2 separate regions of the Homo sapiens genome follow, and region 1 is linked to region 2. Evidence: chromatin loops called from intact Hi-C (ENCODE). Cell type or tissue: Caco-2. All regions are shown on one strand. Links, peaks and the distances in the headings refer to the core of each region. The heading gives the core; the rest is flanking DNA.

Evidence for each region. Hi-C counts contacts between places; a loop is a spot of excess contacts. Peaks named below come from ENCODE experiments on the same cell type or tissue, not always from the same donor. Only the 100,000 strongest peaks of a DNase experiment are listed, where the experiment ranks them.
Region 1: a loop joins it to region 2, with 6 times the contacts of the local background. A loop is called at or near these places in 2 of 110 quality-filtered maps.

What each region holds. Positions count from the first base shown.
Region 1 is chr1:157,437,779-157,446,887 of GRCh38, reverse strand. No RefSeq gene overlaps it. Among named protein-coding and RNA genes, the nearest start is that of FCRL5, 110 kb to the left of the region's middle. In Caco-2, for the core only: no CTCF peak of the experiment used is centred there; a DNase peak (open chromatin) is centred at 4,677.
Region 2 is chr1:157,365,696-157,374,804 of GRCh38, reverse strand. No RefSeq gene overlaps it. Among named protein-coding and RNA genes, the nearest start is that of LINC02772, 95 kb to the right of the region's middle. RefSeq lists a silencer at 4,693-4,762. In Caco-2, for the core only: a CTCF peak has its summit at 4,716 (motif pointing left); DNase peaks (open chromatin) are centred at 4,754, 6,974 and 7,424.

The DNA of each region.
Region 1 (9,109 bases), core at 1,022-9,021, 71 kb before region 2:
ATTTTTAGTAAATAAAACACCAATATGGTTTAGTGAAGATAGTGAAAGGTGACAGCATGCTGGCAGTCCTCACAGCCCTCACTCGCTCTCGGCGCCTCCTCTGCCTGGGCTCCCACTTTGGCGGCGCTTGAGGAGCCCCTCAGCCCGCCGCTGCACTGTGGGAGCCCCTTTCTGGGCTGGCCAAGGCCGGAGCCGGCTCCCTCAGCTTGCAGGGAGGTGTGGAGGGAGAGGCGCGAGCGGCAACCGGGGCTGCACGGGGCGCTTGCGGGCCAGCTGGATTTCCGGGTGGGCGTGGGCTTGGCGAGCCCCGCACTCGGAGCGGCGGCTGGCCCTGCCGCCCTGGGCAATGAGGAGCTTAGCACCCGGGCCAGCGGCTGCGGAGGGTGTGCTGGGTCCCCCAGCAGTGCCGGCCCACAGCCGCTGCGCTCAATTTCTCGCCGGGCCTTAGCTGCCTTCCCGCGGGGCAGGGCTGGGGACCTGAAGCCGGCCATGCCTGAGCCTCCCCCCACTCCGTGGGCTCCTGTGCAGCCCCAGCCTCCCAGATGAGTGCAGCCCCCTGCTCCATGGCGCCCAGTCCCATCAACCACCCAAGGGCTGAGGAGTGTGGGCGCATGGCGCGGGACTGGCAGGCAGCTCCACCTGTAGCCCCCGTGGGAGATCCACTGGGTGAAGCCAGCTGGGCTCCTGACTGGTCGGGACTTGGAGAACCTTTATGTCTAGCTAGGGGATTGTAAATACACCAATTGGCACTCTGTATCTAGCTCAAGGTTTGTAAACACACCAATCAGCACCCTGTGTCTAGCTCAGGGTTTGTGAATGCACCAATCGACACTCTGTATCTAGCTACTCTGGTGGGGACTTGGAGAACCTTTGTGTCTACACTCTGTATCTAGCTAATCTAGTGGGGACTTGGAGAACCTTTGTGTCTAGCTCAGGGATTGTAAACGCATCAATCAGCACCCTGTCAAAACAGACCCCTGGGCTCTCTGTAAAATGGACCAATCAGCACGATGTGGGTGTGGCCAGATAAGAGAATAAAAGCAGGCTGCGCGAGCCAGCAGTGGTAACCTGGTAGGGTTCCCTTCCACGGTGCGGAAGGTTTGTTCTGTTGCTCTTTGGGTCCACACTGCCTTTATAAAGTGTAATACTCACCGCGAAGGTCTGCAGCTTCACTCGTGAAGCCAGCGAGACCACAAACCCACCAGGAGGAAGGAGCAACTCCAGACGCGCCGCCTTAAGAGCTGTAACACTCACCGCCAAGGTCCTCAGCTTCACTCCTGAGCCAGCAAGACCATGAACCCACCAGAAGGAAGAAACTCCGAACACATCCGAACATCAGAAGGAACAAACTTAAGACACGCCACTTTTAAGAGCTGTAATACTCACCGCAAGGGTCCGCGGCTTCATTCTTGAAGTCAGTGAGACCAAGAACCCACCAATTCCGGACACAATAGCTACATCTCGAATTATTTAGCAAAATACCATAACTTCTAGTCTTGTGGCTTTAGGCAGTCTAGTTCACAGGGGTGAAGGAGGTTTGTTTTGTTATCATCTTTGTTTCAAAGCTAAACTATAAACTACCTTAATAAGAATAGCTTGGAGGTCAGAAGCAAGAAGTCTTTTTCACTGTCTCAGTAATACTTTTGCAATGGCAGTTTTATAACATTAAATAACAACTATCACAGTTTTCCTGAATAATCTAGGTAAACAAATAATTAGGTAAATGTAATGGGATAAATACTTATAGACAAACTTGTCATAATCTGAAATCTAAAGTTACATTAAGTTAAACAATAGATATTATTTGGGTATTTTCCAATAAAAATATAGGAAAACATTCTTTATAAAAACTATCCTTTTAAAGGGTAAATACTTTTTGTCGAATTCAAAGCTTATTTAGTTATACATAAAACAAGGTAAAGGGAACCAGAAAATATGAGAGATATAAAGTTATAAAAACAGTTATTTTTGGTAAAAAGCTTGAAGAAAAATGACTTTACATAAAAGAGAATCTTGTATGGGAAATTTAGTCCTAGAATAAAATGACTGGTTGTTTTAGAAAGAGGTATGGTTAGAAAGAGGGATGAAAGTCCTGAAAGAATTTATGAAAGGGAATTTATACAAAAACATTGTACCATTTAAAGGTAATTAGGCCTCCTAAATGCTTCATAAAAGGCAACTATGACTCTTAACTGTACAACTTGTCTGCTTTACAGCTAGGTAAGGCCTGGGACACATGGAGTTAGATGCTAGAAAAAGTCAAACCTTATCTGCACTTCTGTCTAGGTCCTAGGCCCCACACCTGTTACATAATTAAAATCCCAAACTTACCAAAGTTTTCACTAGAAGTAAAATTTGCTAAGAGCTAACAGTGTAACATGTATTTGAGACTACTGAAGAGACAATTTTACATGCAAGTTGTGTAAAAAAATATACTTTTGGTAAAAAAAAGATTATAATAATGCGTGAGAATGTCGATTTTTTTGTCTAAAAGATTAAAGGATTGTTTTAAATAAAATAAAGCTGAAGGTTTAAGCAAGTTGTGGAAGGTTTATGAGAAAATTAATTGTAAAATAAATTGTGTGTGAACATATTGGCTAAATTTAAAGGGATATTACCCAGCTTTTCTGTAAATTGAACACTGAAATAAAAGCACAACAGGTTTCTCTTAGAACACTAAACTCCTCTTCAACAAAAATAGTAAAAGATTATAAAAGGTTTATGAGAATCTTACCTTATGATCAAACATTAAAATTGGGTAGATATGTCTATAAGGTTTTATTAAGAATTGGGTTTAACATTAATAGTACACTAATGTAAAGGTGAATTTTCACTTATGTGGTACAAAAATCATACAAAAAGCATTGTCAAATATAAAATGGTGTTTGGCTTACTTTGGGTTATATTTGTATAAATATGTTACTGGTATGTGTACCAAAGTTATGGGAAACTCCTATAATTCTGATATCTCAGTGTACATTATCAGTAATAATTATAATTTTTATGTTAAATTATTGTGTGTCACAGAGGTAACAGATTGTCAACTGTGTCTTTGACTATGGCCACCCTAAGACTTTTTGTCACCCATCAACAATTGTTGTCTTGTTTTGGTCCTCTTTAGAAGCTGGTTTTATAATCAACTATAAAGCTCTAACAGGTGCTCTTGAATGCAGGTTTCTTATCACTTTGGAGATTGTGACATCAGAATAGAGGAAAAATGTTCAGGACCCTTGGAGAGATAAAATGTTCATTAATATGAAGCAGGACAGGAATTAACTGCATGAGCTGAACGAATGGGAGACTGAAATAATCTTTTTGACTTTTTGCTTAAAACGTTGCTGTTTTGCTTTTAGAGTAAAAAAACCTTTTACACTCTTGACAGCTTTTAACAATTATGTAAAGTGGACCCTTAGGAACAATATTTGGAGCTTTTTTTTATCTCTACTTGATTTCTCCAGAATTTGTAAACTATTATGAATATGCTTAACTTATGGCAATATAGTTACTTGCATAAGTGCCATAAGAACCTGTTTACATTTATAACAGGACACAATTGGAAAAACGGGTTATTTTTACCAAGGCTTTGACGGGAATGATGTGCTTTTCTTTAAGGAATCAAACTGGACTTATAGAGCCAATAAAAGCCCATTGGGAAAGCCTCATACCTTGTCTACACAGTCCATGTACAAGGTTCCTGATTTGTGTAAGTAAAGAATGTCACTTTCTGACAGGCCAGGAGCCCCAAGTTATCTTAGAATTTCAAGAGGAGAGGAATTCACCCAACTCATAGATATTTGATGGTACAAATCCATGGCTAGGCTTGGCCTTAAAAGGTCTCATCTTAGATTCCTTCCATGGAACAAAGTTCCATCAAAGCCAATTTAAAAGGCTTATGTGAAAAATAATTATTCTTGCTGCACTTTACTCAAACAATCTGACCAATTATAATAAAGCAAATCAGGCCTACCATAATTTGTCTTTAGTAACAATTGGAAATTTGAGAGTAAAATAATGTTTCAAAAACTATAGTACACTAACCTTTGTTAGATTCTCATCTTGCCTAATGTTTTCTCAATTTTTATTATTTTGTGCAGTTTGGATTAAATTCTAATTTTCCTGGCTACAAATCTCCAAAAAGTGCTTTCAGTTTTTGTCTTTTTCTTTTTTTTTTTGTTCCCATTTTTCCTAATTGGAAATCACTGCAGCCTAAGCTGTGCCTTCTTAAAGCCCTGAAAACTGAAGACTAGATAACTTAAACTTCAGAAGAAAACAGCAGCAATCTACTTATATGTGTTGCTGTTGCATACTGTTATGTTTCAGCAGATGCTGCTCCTAAGCCCCCAAAATAGAGAGTACAACTGGCAACAAATTGACCTTTTCCACTCCAATGCTGCATTCGGTGCCCCATAACAATTACCCCCTCTCAGCAGGAAGTAGCTAGAAACATTATGATGCCCCATCTCCCTATGATTCTTATGATAAATAAATATACAAGCATGATAGAAATCATGCGCAAATTGACAGTGGAGATTATGGCAGGCCAGGTCTCCCTAATGTAGGCCTCCATAACAACTGTTTTAGTACTGACTGGTTAAGTTAATTATTAAAAGCTGAAAGAGTCAGTGCCCTTATACAAAGACTGGAATGTAACAAAAGGTCACCAAGAGTTTTGCCTAGGCCTTTCCTGGGCCTTGAAGCCTGACAAGATAATGAAGGAATTCTTAACAGGACCCATTTAGGATTAAACAGGTTTCATCTGAAGAAAGTCCCCAGGCCTCTACAAACAAGTTTATTGGGGGTCTGAAGAAACTCCTCAAAGCTCCATGTCTTAGCAGGAGATGAAGTAAGTGTAATCACTCCACATCTGCTTCCATTTAGATTAAGAAAATTTACTGAGGCTCCAGAGGAAGGTCTTCAGGACTCAGATCTTAGTTATAGATTAGAAGAAGTCAATCACTTATGTCTTTAAATGAATGGACATTTACATGTAGACATGTAGTTCAGAAGGTATATAAGCTCTGGAAAACTTTGTAATTTTGAGTTGGTCTGGGGATAATTTCCAGACCTTCTGCCTGTACCGGGTTACAGAAATAAACATCCTCCTTTCCCAGTCCATCTGCATCTCATTATTTGGCTGTGAGAATAAGCAGCCTGACCCTCAGTTTGGTCTTGGGGCAGGTGTGCTGTTCAGGTTCTGATGTCTTTGGAGAACGAAAAGACAAGGGCACTCCTTTATGATGTACAAATGCAGCATATTTGGTTGGAAATGGCCCTTTGGTGGTGAGGAGGCTGGGAATCCTGAGCCAGGGCAGTCTTGGCTGCATTAAGGGCACATTTACCAGGGAGGTGAGGCCACCTTTGCTTCATTGGCAGGAAAGGTAAGAGAGCCTGCAGTGTCCCTGCATCTGCTGCAGGGAGCTGGAGAAGAAAGTTGCTGCCATTATGAGTTCTATGAGTTCTAGACAGACATAGGGAAAGTAGATACAGCATGAGGAAAAGGAGTTTAGGTGTCATTGATGAGTTAAGAGGAAACTAGTTTGTTTTACAGTGTGATGATAGGAAGGCAATGTTAGAAAAATGGATAAAATTTTACGTTATGTGATATGGTTTTGCTGTGTCCCTACCCATATGTCATCATGAGAGGGACCCATTGGGAGGTAATGGAATCATGGGGGTGGTTACCCCCATGCTGTTCTTATGATAGTGAGTGAGTTCTCACAAGATCTGATGGTTTTATCAGGGGCTTTTTTCCACTTTGCTCAGCACTTCTCCTTCTTTCCTCCTTGTGAAGTAGGTGCCTTTCTTTCCCATCACCTTTTGTCATGATTGTAAGTTTCCTGAGGCTTTCCCAGCTATGCAAAACTGTGAGTCAACTAAACCTCTTTTCTTTATAAATTACTCAGTCTCAGGTACTTCTTCATAGCAGTATGAGAAAAAACTAATATAGTCAGTTGGCATTGAGGGAATGTGGCACTGCTATAAGGATACGGAAAAATGTGGAAGTGACTTTGGTACTGGATAACAGGCAGAGGTTGGAACAGTTTGGGAGGCTCAGAAGAAGATGGAAAAATGGGGAAAAGTTTGGAACTTCCTAAAGACTTGTTGAATGGCTTTGACCAAAATGCTGATAGTGATATGGACAATAAAGTCCAGGTTGAAGTGGTCTCAGATGGAGATGAGGAACTTGTTGGGAACTGGAATAAAGGTCACTTTTGCAATGCTTTAGCAGAGACTGGTGGCATTTTGCCCCTCCCCAGAGATCTTTGAAACTTTGAATTTGAGAGAGATGATTTATGGTATCTCCCAGAAGAAATTTTTTAGGTGGCAAAGTCTTCAACGGGAAGCATGGCATAAAAATTTGAAAAATTTGCAGTCTGGTGATATGACAGAAAAGAAAAATCCATTTTCTAAGGAGAAACTCAAGCCAACTGCAGAAATTTGCATAAGTAATAAAGAGCTAAATGTTAATCACCAAAACAATGAGGAAAATGCCTCCAGGGCATGTCAGAGGCCTTCAAGGCAGACCCTCCCATCACAAACATGGAGACCTAGGAGAAAAAAGTTTCCTGGGCCAAGCCCTGGGCACCCCTGCTCTGCGCAGCCTTGGAATATGGTGCCCTGCATCCCAGCCACTCCAGCTGTGGCTAAAAAGGGCCAGGGTACAGCTCAGACCCTTGTTTCAGAGGGCACAAGCCCCAAGCCTTGGTAGCTTCAACGTGGTGTTGCACCTGCAAGTGTACAGAAGACAAGAATTGAGTTTTGGGAACCTCCACCTAGATTTCACAGGATGTATGAAAATGCCTGGATGTTCAGGCAGAAGTCTGCTGCAGGGTTTCAGACCTCATGAAGAACCTCTGCTAGGGCAGTGCAAAAGAGAAATGTGGGGTTGGAGCCCCCACACAGAGTCACCACTGGAGCAGTGCCTAGTGGAGCTGTGAGAAGACAGCCCCCATCCTACAGACCCCATAATGGTAGATCCACCGACAACTTGAGCTGAGTGCCTGGAAAAGCCACAGACACTCAATGCCAGCTGTGAAAGGAAGTGAGAGTGAGATTGTACCCTGCAAAGCTACACGAATGGAGCTACCCAAGGCTGCAAGAGCTCACCTCTTGCATCAGTGTGACCTGGATAGGAGACATGGAGTTAAAGGAGATCATTTTTGAACTTTATTGTTTAATGACTGCCCTATTGGATTTTGAACTTCCATGTGGCCCGTAGCCCCTTTGTTTTGGCCTATTTCTCCAATTTGAAATGGGTGTATTTACCCGATGCCTGTACCCACTTTGTATTTAGGAAGTAACTACTTCTTTTTGACTTTACAGGCTCACAGGCACAAGGGACTTGCCTTGTATCAGATGAAACTTTGGACTTGGACTTTTGGGTTGATGCTGGAATGAGCTAAGACTTTCCAGGACTATTGAAAAGGCATGACTGTGTTTTGAAATGTGAGGACATGAGAATTGAGAGAAGCCAGAGGCAGAATTATATGGTTTGGCTGTGACCCCACCCAAACGTCATCTTGAATTGGAGTTTCCATAATCCCCACATGTCATAGGAGAAACCTGGTGGAAGGTAATTGAATGATGGGGGCAGTTATGCCCATGCTGTTCTTGTGATAGTGAATGAGTTTTCACAAGATCTGATGGTTCTATTAGGAGCTTTTTCCCCTTTCCTCAGCACTTCTTTTTTCTGCTGCCTTGTGAGGAAGGTGCCTTCCTTCCCCATCACCTTCTGCCATGATTGTAAGTTTCCTGAGGCTTTCCCAGCCATGTGGAACTGTGAGTCAATTAAACTTCTTTTCCTTATAAATTACACACTTTTGGGTATTTCTTTGTAGCAGAGTAAGAACCAACTGGATACATTATATGTAAAAGTTTTTAACTTTATATTATTTAAATACATTTTTAACTCCACCTTTATTACTACCACAAACTGCCTGGCTTGTTTTTCCTTCCTCTTCAGGATTAGCATTTCTGTAGATCAGAGAGCTCTTGCAGCCTTGCTTAGAGAGGTGTCCTATTACTGGTGAATTGCTTTAAGCCTCTAAAGAATTGCTAGTTTCTGTGCCAACAAATATGTTTTAAAGCTTGGCAGAAGATAGAAAGGTTTATTGTGTCTTGGAAAATTGACAAACCACAGAAAGATGAAATAAAGTCTCATCAAATTTTCTGGGTCATTGTGCCCAGATTTATGGTCATGCATTATTTTGACTGTTTCAGTGTGGATGTTTGGGAATGAGATTAACATTTAAATCAATAGACTGAATAGAGCAGATTGTCCTTCATAATGTTGGGAGGCCTCATTCAGTCAACTGAAGCCCTTGATAGAACAAAAGGCTGACCACCCTGAGCAAGAAAACTTCCCTAGGAGATTGCCTTCAGACTTTATCTGCAACACTGCCCCTTCCTGGTTTTCTAGCACTCTGCCTTTAGACTCAAACTTCAAGTATTTCCTGATTCTCCAGCCTCATGGCCTCCCATAACATATTTTGAATTCACCAAGCCTCCACAGTCACATGAGCCAATTCTGAAAATGTGGTTTGTGTGTGTGTGTGTGTGTATACTATCGGTTCTGTTTCTCTAGAAAACCTGACTACCAATACAAGGATTTCTTAAAATCTAGGAATGGGTCACTGGAAGGAAATTCACCAGGAGTCCTACTTCCTCCTGCACTTCTAACACCCCTACCAAGTGGCTGTGCCTGTGTATATATATATGCTTCACCACTGACAGGAATCTCACTGTGTCCCAAAGCTTCTATTCCTTTTTTGGATGACTCAAACTATAGAAAGCTCTTTTAATATAATGAGTCCAAACCTGCCATCCTGTATCTTCCTCAACTGATATTAGTTTTTATCTGGAGGTCAATCCTTACGAATATGACTCCTCATTTATGCAATGGCTATTCAGAGCCGAGTAGAGGTAAGTACCTGATTTGTCTCCTTCTGCAGTTTTTTGGCACATGTACCAACTATGGTGTCTCTGGATCTCCCCACCTCTTATGGTCTTGGGGGCTGGGAAGGTTGGATATTTCTGGAGATGGTGAGCAACAACACACTGCACCCCCAATCTCCTGGGAAAGAAGTGTCCTCAGAACTGGGCACACTCA
Region 2 (9,109 bases), core at 276-8,275:
CTCTACGTGTTTACATCTGGCTGTGTGCTCCCTGAATATTTCATTCAGTTAACAGTCATTTAGTGCCTACTATGTACAAGGCAATGAGGCTAAGCACTTGATATGCATTATCTCAATTCCCAAAATAACTCTTTGTGGTGGGTATAATCAATGTATTCACTTTATAGATGAGAAAACAAGGTTTAGAGGATCAAAGGGACTTAATCCAGATCCAAGGCTGGTAAATACTGGAGCAAAAATTCAAACTCAGATCAGTCTGGCCCCGTATCATTTTTTCTATACTTCCAATACAGTGTTTAAAAAGAAAACAACTTAGCTTGGACATAATTTACATACCATATATTTCCCCATTTAAAGTGTACATTTCAATACTTTTTAATATATTCACAAGTTTGTGCAGCCATCAAAACAGTCCATTTTAGAACTTTTTTTTTTTTTTTTTTGAGATGGAGTCTTGCTCTGTTGCCCAGGCTGGAGTGGAGTGGTGCGATCTTGGCTCACTGCAACCTCCGCCTCCCCAGTTCAAGTGATTCTCCTGCCTCAGCCTCCTGAGTAGCTGGGATTACAGGCACACACCACAATGCCCGGCTACTTCTTTTAATTATTATTTTTAGTAGAGATGGGGTTTCAGCATGTCTGTCAGGCTGGTCTCAAACTCCTGACTTCGTGATCCACCTGCCTCAGTCTCCCAAAGTGCTGGAATTACAGGCACGAGCCACCGTGCCAGGCCAGGACATTATTACCTCAAAAAAAGTTTGTATCCTTCAGCCATCCACCCATTTTCTCCTATTCCCCATCTTTCCTCAGCCCTAATCTAATTTCTGTCGCTATAGAGTTTCCTATTCTGGACTTTCATAGGAGTGGAATCAAATAGATGTGGTCTTTTGTGACTGGCTTCTTTAATTCAGCACAAGATTTCAAGGTTCATCAGTGTTGTGTTATAGTTCAGTTCTAATATCGCATTATATGGATATACAATTTTTTACTTATCTATTCATTCATCCACTGAGTTGTTTCCACCATTTGGCTATTATGAACAATGCTGCTATAAACACTCATGTGCAAGTTTCTGTGTGAACATGTGTTTTCATTTCTCTTGGGTATATGCCTAGAAGTGGAACTGCTGGATTATACGGTAAAATTCTATGTTCAATCATATGAGAAACTGACAGACTGCCTTCTAACACAGCTGCACTTCGCCATCAATGTATGAGGGCTTCAATTCCTCCACATCTTTGCCAGCACTTGTCGTTATGAACTTTTTGATTCTAGCTATCCTGATGGATGTAAAGTGGTATCTCAAGGTTTTGGTTTGCATTTTCCTGATGACTAATGCTGTCAAGCACCTTTTCATGTGTGTATTGGCCATTTGTATATCTTCTTTGGGGAAATGCCTATTAGATCATTTGCCTATTTGTAAATTAGGTTATTTGTCTGTTTATTCTTCAGTTGTGAAAGTTATTCATATATCCTGGATAAAAATACCTTATCACATATACAAATGCAAATAATTTCTCCCACCTGTGGATTATCTTTTTATTTCGTTTTAAAAACTATTTCAGGCAGGGCGCAGTGGCCCACACCCTTAATCCCAGCACTCTGGGAGGCCGAGGCAGGCGGATCTCCTGAGGTCGGGAGGTCAAGGCCAGCCTGACCAACATGGAGAAACCCCATCTCTACTAAAAATACAGAATCAGCCGGGCATTGTGGCACATGCCTGTAATCCCAGCTACTCAGGAGGCTGAGGCAGGAGACTTGCTTGAACCCGGGAGGCCAAGGTTCTAATCAGCCAAGATCACGCCATTGCACTCTAGCATGAGCAACAAGAACGAAATTCCATTTCAAAAAAAAAAAAATATATATATATATATATACATATATATATTTCAGTATTTTATTTTATTTTTACATTTTCTTCCTGTAAAAAAATAATTCAAACCTAGGGGTCTTCAAGGCTCAAGGGCAATATAGACCCTGGTGGGGACTGACCCCCGCTGCCAGAAAAGGATTTGATCAGAGTCTTCTTAGAGAGATCTTCGGTTTTTCACAGTTCCAGGATGGGGCAAGAGGTGGTAGTTTCAATCCACATTCCCAGATGGGCTCATCTGATGATGAGAAAACAGCCCTTCATGGAGCGTATGTATGCAGAGAGAACCACATGTTAAAAGCAACAGGCACACATAACTTTTAATTACAAATAATAAATGGTTCAGAAGCAAAACACTGCAGATCAGATGTAGCATGAAAGAGCTGGGAACTGGGAGGAAATGGACGTGACATTCCAGGCAGAGGGAGTGGTGTGTGAGAAGGTCTGAGATAGGAGGGAGCAAGTGTGATTCAGGGGCTGATGGCTTCTATTGAGGTCCAGTTTACATCCAGTACAATTCATCAGTTTAAAGTATATTAACAAAGTTTCCTTGTGTTTCTTAGAGAAAAATTTTAACTTTTCTACAACTGCATATTAGATTCATGTACTGTTTTTCTTCTTACATGGGAATGGGGGACTGTCTGGCCTGGTCTGTCATTTTTCTGATGATATCATGAGTCAAACCATGTCTCCCCTTTCTGTTTGCATCTTCCCCCTGGAACTTAAGTTGAGAGAGACACATGTTGATGTTCTCTGCTTATCTACTGTGTAGACACAGGTGGGTTTAGAGGCTGGACTGTGGGTAGCTATCTTCTGAAAGCTTAGTTTCTATGGTCTTTCTCTGAATTTGTTGAAAACATTTGCACTTCAGGTCAGTGTCCTGGGCTTATGCAGTGTTTTCCAGTGATGGTAGTGCCCCATTAATGTTCATATCTGTGAGTGTGTATTTTAGTTTCTGCAAGGCCCACCAACTTGGTAACCAGTATCATTTGTGTTACTATCTCTGGGAGCAGAGCCTAAAGAAAACAGCAGGCGGCTGGGCGTGGTGGCTCACGCCTGTAATCCCCATACTTTGGGAGGCCAAGGTGGGTGGATCATGAGGTCAGGAGTTCGAGACCAGCCTGGTCAGCATGGTGAAACAACATCTCTACTGAGAAACAGAAAATTAGCCAGGCATGGTGGTACACACCTGTAATCCCAGCTACTCAGGAGGCTGAGGCAGAAGAATCAATTGAACCCAGGAGGCGGAGGTTGCAGTGAGCTGAGATCATGTCACTGCACTCCAGCCTGGGAAATAGAACAAGACTCTGTCAAAAAAAAAAGAAAGAGAGAAAGAGAGAGAGAAAGAAAGAAAGAGAGAGAGAGAAAGAAAGAAAGAGAGAGAGAAAACAACATGCTCATTGCAAACCCTTCTGGGAGAATTTCTTGAGTAAGGATGAAGAGCTTTGCAGAAGCTACAAAGTTTGTTTCCTGAAACAAAAGGCAGAGCAGGGTATCTTGGCTGTTGTAAGGCTGAGATTTGAGTTCACTTGGAATCAAGCCATTCTTCACTCTTGAGATGCTTACTCAATGCAGATCAGCTCCCACTGCAGATATTAGAGAGACCAGTAATTACAATGGAATATTTGGAAATTTTTCTAACAGATGCCTAGCCACATCCTCACATTTCTTGGTGTGTGTAGCACCACTGTGGGAAAGAGCTGGTAACTTGGGTGAATTAATGGGACTCTTCTCCTTATATGTTAATTTGCAGAGGCTAGGGAGGGATGGAACCCACACATGGATTCCCAGCTTCCCAGTTGTGCTCCCAGGATATGATGCTGTTCTGCTTAAGACTCCTTTCAGAGTTCGCGCCTGAAGGTCCAGACCTGTGATGGCTGAGCTGAGCTGAGCAGGGCAGGGCAGGGTGGGTAACCCACGTATTTGGCCTCATAGTTGAAACCCAGTGTCAGCAGCCGATGGTTCTGGGGTATGTTGCCTCTGATGACAAAGCTGGTGGAGGCACGTGTGTTGGGGCCTTGAGACCACAGAGACCTACAGGGCAGGGGTGAAGCAGCTGCACTGCTTGACCCAAGTTGCACCTGGTGGCAGTGTCAGGAAGGATGGAGCAGACCTGGTAGTTTCTGCTCCCCAAGGTCTGGCTAGCTCTCATTCACTGAAGGACACAAAGAAAATATTACTAGCTACTGCAATAGTTTGTATTTACATATAACTCTTTTAGGGAAATATTTCAAATGTAATTAGCATTATAATGAATCAATACAGCAAGGGATTGAAATATTTGAAACATTTTTGAAATATTTCAAAGGTAATTAGCATTATAATGAATCAGTACAGCAAGGGATTGCGTAAAATGGGGTATAATTGAATTGAATTGTTGGAGTTGTATTCTTCAATCTATTGGCACCTGAAAAGGATGGGTTGATGATTTTTAAAATAGCTAGTTTTTAAGTAAAAGTTTTTAAAATGACTCAAATGTTGGTCCATCATATGGGTAGTAAATAGACTTAAGTCCATGACCAGTAGACCAAAAAAATATGAATGCACATTAGTGATGTTAAAAAGTCCAAATCACCCATTTAGTTCCAGTAGAATAACATTACCTAGCACATTAAATTAACTTGAATGTTATTGCTTTGTTTCTATTTCTATACTTTTAATTTTATTGTTTTGAGATAAGCATACGGTGTCTAGATTTTGTTTGTATGCCTTTGAGTAATGTGATAATAAAACAATTTAAGTCAAAATTGGGATTCAAAGGGCATGTTTGACTTTTAACAGGGGACTCATTCTCAGCCCCACACTAGTGTCTGCCACGCATAGTGTCAGTGACACCTAGTGGTTCAAGCAAGAACTGCAACTTCATTGAATGGTGGACGATTTCAATGACAAACAGGTTCTCCCTTAGATAAGCCTCTGGATTCCTCTGATGCGGTGTTGAAATGAGGGCCTACCAGTCCCTGGTGTCTCCCATATTGGCCTGTTCCACGCTGTAGCTCTTCAGCTATTTGAAGCGACTTTATGGAGGAGGGAATGACACTTTGTATACTAGGAACAAAATGTAGATACAAATGATGACTTTTAGAAGGAGAAAGTTTTCAGGAAGGCATTTCTAACAGTTAGAGTGGTTCAACAATGTACAGCACGAGAGCCACTAAGCCATGATTTTAGGATCACTTGGCAGCCTACTAGGCTCACTCACTAGCTAAGCCATCTACAATACACCAACCTCAGAGAATACACAATGCAATGTTTTTGTATTTGTAAATTTATGAATTGCTACATGCTACAGAACTTCAGGCAATTTATGAAAGGTCAAATCCACTGATTACAGAATTCTAAAGGTCATGATGGTCTTTCCAATGCTCTGTCCTCAGCAGCCTGTGCCTGACCCATTCCCATTACCATGCCTGCTTTCCCACCCAAGCTCAAGGCCATCCTGGAAAATGTTGCTTGCAGCATCATAGAGGCACCAACACCTCTGAACTCTCATAATTGTCTTTCTGAATCCTGGGATTGGGGACAGGGAGAGGAAGAGGGTAGAAGTGAAAATAAACCGAGCTTGCAGCACCTTCAGCACTAATCATGAGGTCTGCTGCTTTCTAACTGCTTCCCCACAGTTGTTTGGTGCCTATGGCCTCAGAATCATGTAGATCCTCTTTTAAGATTATAGTTCCTATCAACTGTTCTATAAATAACAACTTGAAATGTTATGTTTTCCCTTTGAGATATTCCCTCAGGTCTTGCATACTGATTAAACTACTGACTCAGTGGGTCTGAATGATCCCAGGAGCAGCTGACTCACCAAAATATGCAGTTTCCAATTGCTGATTATTTCTTCCCCCTTACCCCAACCAATCAACAACCCCAATTTTCTGGCATCTCACCCTCCACGATATCCTTAAAAACCCCAGCCCAGAACTTCTCAGGGAGATGGATTTGAGGATCTTCTTCTATCTTCTCACTCAGTGCCCTGTGATCACTAAACTCTTTCTCTGCTGCAAACCCTGCTGACCTAGTGTAAGTGGTCTGTTACTGCACAGCGGTCATAGAAACCTATTGGCCCTATAACAGTAGGTACCATTAATATATTCATATTTCCATTTTAGAAAGATGTGAAACTACTTTTCATAAGTTGTCCAGGCACACCCAGTTAGAAAGTGACAGAGCTGGGCGTCTGTCTGCAGACCTTGCACACTCAACTTCTGTTCTTGGAATGTGTCTCCATATGGTGGTCACTGTTAAGACCCACAAATCTGTCATCATTCCTAGGCCACATGAAGCCCTTCCAATCTTTGCAGGATTTTAGACCCACCTGTGTCTCCGGACGGACCATCCCTGCCTCCAAATGGAATGCCTGGAATTTCATTCATTTGTGCTCTGCCATGTTGCCAGAGTTTCCCCAAATGGGGCCAAATGTCAGCATGCTCTCAGGAAAAGGATGCAGTGTCACAAAGAAACTCCTGTCAAGTTTAGGCAGGTCACACAAGAGCAGGAAATCAAACATGAAGAGGATGGTCAGGGCCCCCAGTACAACATGCCCAGAGAACAGAACCTGCCACAAACAGCTCAGGTCCAGGGCCTATGGCATGGAGACCACGAAGCCAGGCACCTGATTCTAAGGAAAGGCCTCGAATCATGGCTGAGAATCAAAATGCAGAAACCATATGCATCTGATCTTTCCCAAATCTGGGAAGACTGGAGTCCAGAGGCCTCATGATCCCCTTAATTTATTAGGCTACCTCCTTCATTTAATGAGAACTGTCTTGTTAACCCCATTCTCAGGTCTGTAGAACCATGAGAGTTTTTGTTTTTAAATATCTTGTTTGAACACAAGTTCTTCTTATCTCAGGATCCCCATAAATCTCCTCTTTGTAAATAGGACTTTGGTCACCATCATACTTGGGATGAATATCTCATAATCTCTTAACTGCATTTTACCCATGACCTTACTAATTTTATCCCATTTGCTTGAAACAACTTTTTGTTGCCATCACTTTTCTTCCTGGCCTCTGTGGATTTTTCCTGAAGGCATCACAGTTGAAAGGCTTCACCCTTCTGAGGATGTTTGTGGATGCTGACCCTGTGTTCTCATTGAGTTTGCTCTGTGGATCGAACTCCTGAGCCTCCAACTGCAGATATTATGACACGTTAAGTACAAGGCCACCTTTGACTCTTTCATCGTCATGAAGGTGCAATTCTTTCCCTACCTGTTTGCAATTTGGAGCACATCTATTCTTTTCCCTAAGGCAGTGACTCTCAAACTCTAGGAAGCAACAGGATCACCTGAAACGCCCGTTGAACCATAGATTGCTGGGCCCCACCCATAGAGAAGAAGAAAACAGAGAGGAGGAGGGGATAGGAGGAGAGGGGAGAAGAGAAAAGAAATGACTAGAGTTATTGCATGTCATAGGGTCAGTGGTGAAATATGTATTTATTGTCTGTCAGTGGCAAAAGCTTTCAGGACTTCTGTCACCTCTCTGCTAAGAGTTCCTCCAGCCTCTGCTTGGTTAATTCCAGGGAAGGAGAAACCCACTGCTTCCCAGGATAGCACCTTAAGCCTTGGGGAGCTGAAACAAGTCACACGCCATGTGGGGGCAGGAGTGACAACCAGGAAGTCAGAGTTATCTCTGACCACAACTCCTTCTCTTATTTCCCTTGGTTGTGAACCTCTTTTTCTACCATGATCTCTGGCAGCCACTGGTATGTTTGCTGTCCCCATAGTTTTGTCTTGTAAGAGTGTCATCAACATGGAATCACACAGTTTGCAGTCTTTTGAGAATAGCTTCTTTTGCTTGGAATAATGCATTTGAGAGTCATCCATGTGAGAGAGGCAGGTGGCAGGGGGCTCCCCAGAAATACTCTAACCAGCCTGCACACTGGGGTGGAGCCACAGAAATTTGCACTCTTTGCAGTGGGGAGGACTCGGGCCTCTCCTCTTCCTGTGTGGAACCTGGGATTTGAAAAGTGGGAGGGAAATGCTCCAGCAGGGACTCTCACCTTCCAAGAGTTCTTCCTTGCCCCTTCCTTTTCACCCACCACAACCCTGTCTTACTCACCATTTAAATTGTCTGCAAGCCTGAATTTTCATGGCTGTGGGAGAAAGAACCTTGTTTTTAGCTGAACTAAGGAAAAGTTCTGCAACATTTTTGGCACCCAACGTTTGGCTAGAGAAGCAGTGAATGAAATGGGGACTCAAAACCTCTCGCTGTTGCTCCTAAGCCTTTTCATCCTCAGACTCCTGAGAGTAGATAAAACCATGCCCCCAACCCCCTTAGCTCCTGGGACTTTTAGTAGCATTTTCCTTCCTTTTTCAGGACCCACTGGTGAGCAGCAGCTCCCCACTGCTCTCCCCTCCCTGCCAGGGCTGGGATGCATGGCCCAAGGGTCTCACAGAGCCAGCTGGCTGGCATTTTCCACCACAAGCCACTGGAGCCTTCTCCTTCTCTGGTCAAGGGGTTCAGCTCCATTGGACAGTAATTAAGCTTTTCTCTTGGTAGAGGAACCCCTTGCCTAAGAATAAGAGATTCTTCCCCAGGCATTTTTAAACTATTCTCTTTTTTACCCTCTTCTCTACCCTGTCAGCAGTTAAGTTTTAAGCAAGATTTTTGTTTTTGTTTTTTGGGTTTTTTTTAGAAGACGTTTTACTAGGCCAAGCCCCACAACTATCACTGTTTGTACTCTCCATAAAGTTTTTCATTGTGAAAAAGAATCTCGTAGGGACTGGGTTTTCTTCTGCCTGTCTGTGTGTGTTATTATGTGTAATGTCTGTAAAAAGAGCTCTAATTAATTTGGCCTAAAGAAAGACCAGTACTTGAATCAAGTATTTTTTTAACGGAAGTTAAAAAGCTGCACTACACTCAAATCGTAGCAAGGATAACTATAGCCACCAGTTATCTAGGTGTGTCACAAGCCATCTTTTTCTCTTCCTTGTTGGAGAAGGACTCAGTTCCAGAGTCTCACTTTAACATTCGGCTTATGAGAAGGAGTCCATGCAAGCCCCTGAGACATATTTTTGTCCCAAACTCAATTCCAGGCTTCGGGTCAATGTTCTAAGAAAGAGAACTGGATCTAAGGGATCCAGAGGCAGGCAACTACAAGGCCAAAAGGCAGAGCACAGATGAGTGTGGCTGATTCCTGCCAATTAAGCCAACCCCAAGCTTCCTATTTCATGGATAAAGGCCACATTAATATCCACAGCATAAATGAGATCTAGGGAACTCCAAGGCTACCTACAGCAGG